2 separate regions of the Homo sapiens genome follow, and region 2 is linked to region 1. Evidence: chromatin loops called from intact Hi-C (ENCODE). Cell type or tissue: PC-9. All regions are shown on one strand.

Region 1 (2,500 bases):
GGGATGACAACCCACGAGCACAGCGACACCCGTTTCCCACCTCAGCGTCCCCAGCCCCACCCAGGTCGGCCAGGCAGCTGCAGGTGTTGCTGAGTGAGTGGGTAAGCAGGCGAGTGCAGAGAGCTTGCTCACTGAAGCAGAGAGTGGGCGTATTGGGGTAACTAACACGGAAGTCTGCCCCTTAGACATGGACCAAGGCTTCAGCCACACAGCTGCTTGTCCCACATACATATTTTAAGCGGGCCAGATGCTCAGAGGAAGCCAGGCTGGGATATCTTAGTCCAGTGTTTATAAAACACTGTTCCTCATCCAGATGATTTCTGGGTAGATACTGAAGATTTCTTGGAAAAGGCAAGACTGAGGCTAAGTTTTGAGGGTTGAGTGTGTTCACAGAAGCAGAGCCGGGGGGAAGAGGGTGTTCTAGAATCATGCTTCGGCTGCCGGGAAGCCATCTGAGTCAGAAGGAAGCCGCCTGGGAGTAGATAGATGAGCCTCCAATGGAGACAGGAAGGTGGGAAGCAGCCGGGCTGATAGACAGTGGGGGTGACATACCGAAGCTCTAACTTACTTATCCCATCTGTTGCAAGACAAACAACCTTAGCTCTTTCCTGTAACACAATCCCACATAACACACTCGAGCAAGTGATAATAAGCCATTAAGAGCAGAAATTTGATTTTCATGGAGCCCTGGACAAAAGGAGGAAACTGAGTTAGACCCTCAGAGACTCCTCAGCACGTGAAAGGGATGAGGGAGGAGTCTGCACATAGGTGGGGTTTTGGGGAGGACTAAGGTTTAGTGAACAGCTCGGCAGTGCCCGGCTTTACATGCATCTTTTTAATTGCAGCACTCGACCTGCAAAGAGAGACTCAAATTTTTCTTTATGAACAAAGAATTGGTGACTCAGCTTGGTTACATAACTTGCCCATGGTCACGGTTAGGTCATCAGAACTGCAACCTCACTATGCCATTGAAGCCAAATTTCACTACCTTCCCACAAGATACTTCCTGGAGAGTTTTGAAAGAGGATAAACGTCACCTGTCCAGCAGGGTGTGAGAGCTGCACGGGCTGGGTAATGACAGTAGCTACACAGGTCTCCTGTTGACCATGGCCAGGGACTGTGTGCATGGAGGACTTGGCAGGGCTTGTCTCCTGTGATCCTTGGATTAGTTTACTATTAGTAGACTTGACTTGGTATGAGCATCATCTTTTATGTGGGCCAAATTTGGTCTCTGCTTCCACCTTGTCACCATCCCCCCATTCTCCCCAACCCTGACAGCCCAGCAGCCAGCAGCTCTTTGTAAAGAGCTCCCCTGATCATCCTCCAACCCCCTTGCCCAAATATAGAAACCATCTAGATTTCCCATGGCTCTTAGGCTGCAGTCCCACATCCCTAACCACGTCACAAGACAGGCCTTGACAACCCCACCACACCAGTCCCTGAAACCCTCACACACAAGCTCTTTCCAGCCCTGGCCCTTGCTGCTCCTTCTGCCTGGACCCCCACCCAACCCACAACCCCACATCTACAGATGTTCAGTTAATTCCCACTCCTCCCATCACATCAGAATTTCCTGATATTGCCTCTCTCATCACCTTACACTGCTTTCTAGAGTTTGCTATAATGGTACCTGAACGTCAATTTAAGTGTGTTGGTTAATTAGTCTGATGCCCCACTTGGTGTGAGGAGCTGGAGATGGGACTTTTCCCACCTTGTTGGCTCTGGGTCCATAATGCCTAGAATAGGGTGGGCCTGACACAAGGTAGGTGCTCAATATACACCATCGGATGAATAAGTGAACGCATGAATGAGTGAAGCTAAAACAAACACGCTGCCTCCTTTCCAGCGCCCTGTTTTGCCTCTGTCAGAGCACAGATAACAATATGCAGGAAGGTTCTTTTTATGCCTGTGACCTCTTGGTGACCCTCATTCCCAGTGCATTCCCAGGGGACAGTGGCTAAATCTTAATCAGCACAGTATTTACAGTGCTTGGGATCAAGAATGGGGTCAGTCTCAGGACATGGGACATCCTTCTCCAGCTCCGCTAACTGGCTGCTTCACTCAGTCTCGGTTTCCTGATTTCCACAAGGCAGGAGTTCTGCAACGGAGTCCTCCGGCCCCTTCCTGGCTAGGACTAACTTTCCAGAATTTCATAAGCAGAAACATTCACTCTTTTTTGTTTAAAAATGAAATAGATTTGGGGGATCCCCTCTAGCATCCTACTGTGCCCATTAAGACGATGCTTTGGAAGCCGTCAAAGACTCATCTTCTGACTACAGAGCTGTCTTGGGCTGCCCAGGAGCAGAGAGGCCTCCTTACCCACGTGGGAGAACACACAATGCATCTCATTGATCTAAAGCTGGTCTGGGAATTGCAAGCTAATTCGATTGGATCCGTAAATAATGCAGCCTGTTTTCAAACTGTGTGGCACTTTCATGCAATTAGGCTTTGCTGGGAATGAAAGGTCATGGGCCAGCCTGTTGGCCATGCAAACAATTGA
Region 2 (2,500 bases), 64 kb before region 1:
CATTCTTTGAGGGACCCCCATTCAAGTTCAAGTTCACAATTGGCGTAAGTGAACTTACTTTTTGGGTGAAATTTGTGGTTTGTACATGAGGCTAGCAGAGGCTGAGCCTGTTTAGATGCTGATGGCAGAGACCACAGCACATGCCACGTATGCCATGATACACAGAAGTGGGCTCCCAGGGGTGTGCAGAGAGAGGGAGGGCTCCCCCACCCAGCACTCGTCCTCCCCAGGCCCTCAGCTGGGCATGGATGGTTCCCACAAGGAAGGGCCCTGCCCTAGGATGATGTGTGCCTGTCGGGGATTGGGGCAGGAATGTCCCTGACCGTGTAACCAGGCAAGCATCTGGGGCTGGAGGTGCTCATTAGAGAGGGGAGCCTGCAGGGCCTGCTGTTAGCTGAGCCACCAAAGTGGCAGAGGAAGGGAGCTTGCGGGACATCCAGATTGGTCTCTCCTAGAGACAGTGAGGGCAGTGATGCGCCTGCAAAGTGACAAACGGTTAGAAGACTGAAAGATACTTTGTGGAAGAAATGTGCCAGAAATGCGGCAGGCTTTGGGTGTAGCTGGCAGCATCTCAGAGGCCCATGCCGTGCATGCGCCCCGCCTTAGGCACCCAGGCCTTGCCAAGCCTCCTCACTTCTCCCTTCTGCAAGACGGGGGTGTGCCGGGGCCAGCAGCATCTGAGGGTTTTGACTATGAATTTGAAGTAGGAGAGCCACCTGGCAGGTCTGGAGCATCTGTGATGCCCATTTTCCTGCCCCAGCTTTGTAGGAGTGAGGGGAGGAGCCCAGCAGCCAGTCTCAGCACAACCCCACGGCTCTGCCCTGGCTTTCCCCATCCCGCTTGTGCTTGCGCTGAGGATGGACAAGAACAATGGACCCGGAAATGCACATTTTAGGGACTGTTGATGTCCTTGGAGGAGGTTGTGTTTGCAGATTGGACCAAGTTCTCGGGACTCCTCTTGGAACCGTCAGTGGTTTCACTGTCTGCCTCATGGAGGATTAATGAGATCATGTCCTTAAAGTGGCTCAGTGAGGAGCACTGTCCATTTTAGTGACATCATGCCATGAATCATAAATAGCCTGCGCAGTGCAGCTGGAAAGGGCGAGGACGGGACCCACAAAGTGAGCAGAATTTCCAGAGACTGTTCTTGGCTTAGGGTACAGGAGGGGGCTTTCCAAGGATGCCCCGTTCGTAGTGAAACAGGCTTCATTTTGTCACGGAACCGCAGGCTGAGCTGGGCCTGGCTGGGCAGGTGAAAGCATAGGGAGGCTCCCTGTATGCAGCTGAACACGCGGCAGCTCTCAGACTCTGCTCTTGTGGCTACCACCTAATGGGTAGGTAGTGGAGACCTGGCTATTTTGGGAGCTGTATTGAAGGCTGTGGCTTCAGGCCATGTTTCTTCGCTAGGGTGGAGGCACTGCAGAGCAGGGTGAGTAATGCTGAGTCAGCTGCACACCCCATCTCAGCCCAGGGCAGGAGGAAGCAGCTCAGAGACTTCTGTGGTAGCTAGAAGCCGGCTGTGGGTGGGGGCTCCTTGGCCTGCCCTGGGAGGGATCATTTCCACTCTGCAGCTGTGCATTAAACCCAGCACAGGGTGCTCAGCAGGGTCAGGGGCACCAGTTTGTTCCAGGGGTGGGCTGGAGCCTGTCTTCTTCACCAGGCTGCTGTGCCCCTGTGTGCTTGCTTGGGGACTTGTCCAGAACATTCTTTCTCTTTAGTTGTCCTTTCTAACTTCAGAAAGGACTTCACCCCACTGCCCTGGCCCAGGAGTGTTGGGTACAAATGTCTGCCCAGCTAGCCCAGCTCCAGGGTGGGTACCACCATGTGTCTTGAAGTCTTTTGTGGAACCCACAACCATGGGCCCTGCCTGAGGACCTGGGAGAAATAGAAAGGGCTGTGGCCTGGCACAGAGCTAGGTGGCTGTGCCCCCCTCGGGTGAGTCATGCCTCTGGGCCCTCCCGGAAACAGGGTGACAGTGACCCTTGCGTGCTGCACCCTCAGCCACAGGGAGGGTGTGAGAGGCAGCAGTGACCATCCACATGCTCAGGAGACATGTGCGGACTCAACTGCCCACGCATAGGAAGGACAGGAAGGGTGCTCAGGGACCCCACACCTGCCCCCAAATACCTTCTGAGTTGCAGATACACTTTGGTGTGTATCTGCACTTAAGCCCTCCGGACCCCAGAGGAAAGCTGCGGTCGTGCTCTCCATGACCAACCCCAAGACAAAGGGAGCGCGTGCAGGCTGGGGGAAGTGAGAGGAGGTGTGAGTGCTAACATGAGGCCCAGCCACAGTCAGCTTTGAGGACATGGTGGGCTGAGCATCGCTGGGCTTCCTCCCGTATGTGGGCTCTTCTGATGTGGTCGGAAAGCCTGGGATGTGGAAGTTCTCAGGAATTAATTGAGCCTGTTATAGTAAAAGATTTTAAAACCATATGTGGGCATTTTTTATTTTAGAGGGAATTAAGTTCCACTTGCTGTGAAATCCACATAGCAGTGGT

What was found. Hi-C counts contacts between places; a loop is a spot of excess contacts. Peaks named below come from ENCODE experiments on the same cell type or tissue, not always from the same donor. Only the 100,000 strongest peaks of a DNase experiment are listed, where the experiment ranks them.
Region 2: a loop joins it to region 1, with 7 times the contacts of the local background. A loop is called at or near these places in 4 of 110 quality-filtered maps.

Annotation. Positions count from the first base shown.
Region 1 is chr4:10,031,307-10,033,806 of GRCh38, reverse strand. It overlaps a transcript of SLC2A9 not described here. Among named protein-coding and RNA genes, the nearest start is that of SLC2A9, 11 kb to the right of the region's middle. In PC-9, no CTCF peak of the experiment used is centred here; DNase peaks (open chromatin) are centred at 566 and 976; H3K27ac peaks cover 1,557 bases.
Region 2 is chr4:10,095,255-10,097,754 of GRCh38, reverse strand. It overlaps WDR1 (WD repeat domain 1), which reads left to right. Exons shown (of 15, transcript NM_017491.5): 5 at 1-44. Among named protein-coding and RNA genes, the nearest start is that of MIR3138, 18 kb to the right of the region's middle. RefSeq lists enhancers at 1,034-1,523, 928-2,127. In PC-9, no CTCF peak of the experiment used is centred here; DNase peaks (open chromatin) are centred at 1,044 and 1,394; H3K27ac peaks cover 2,500 bases.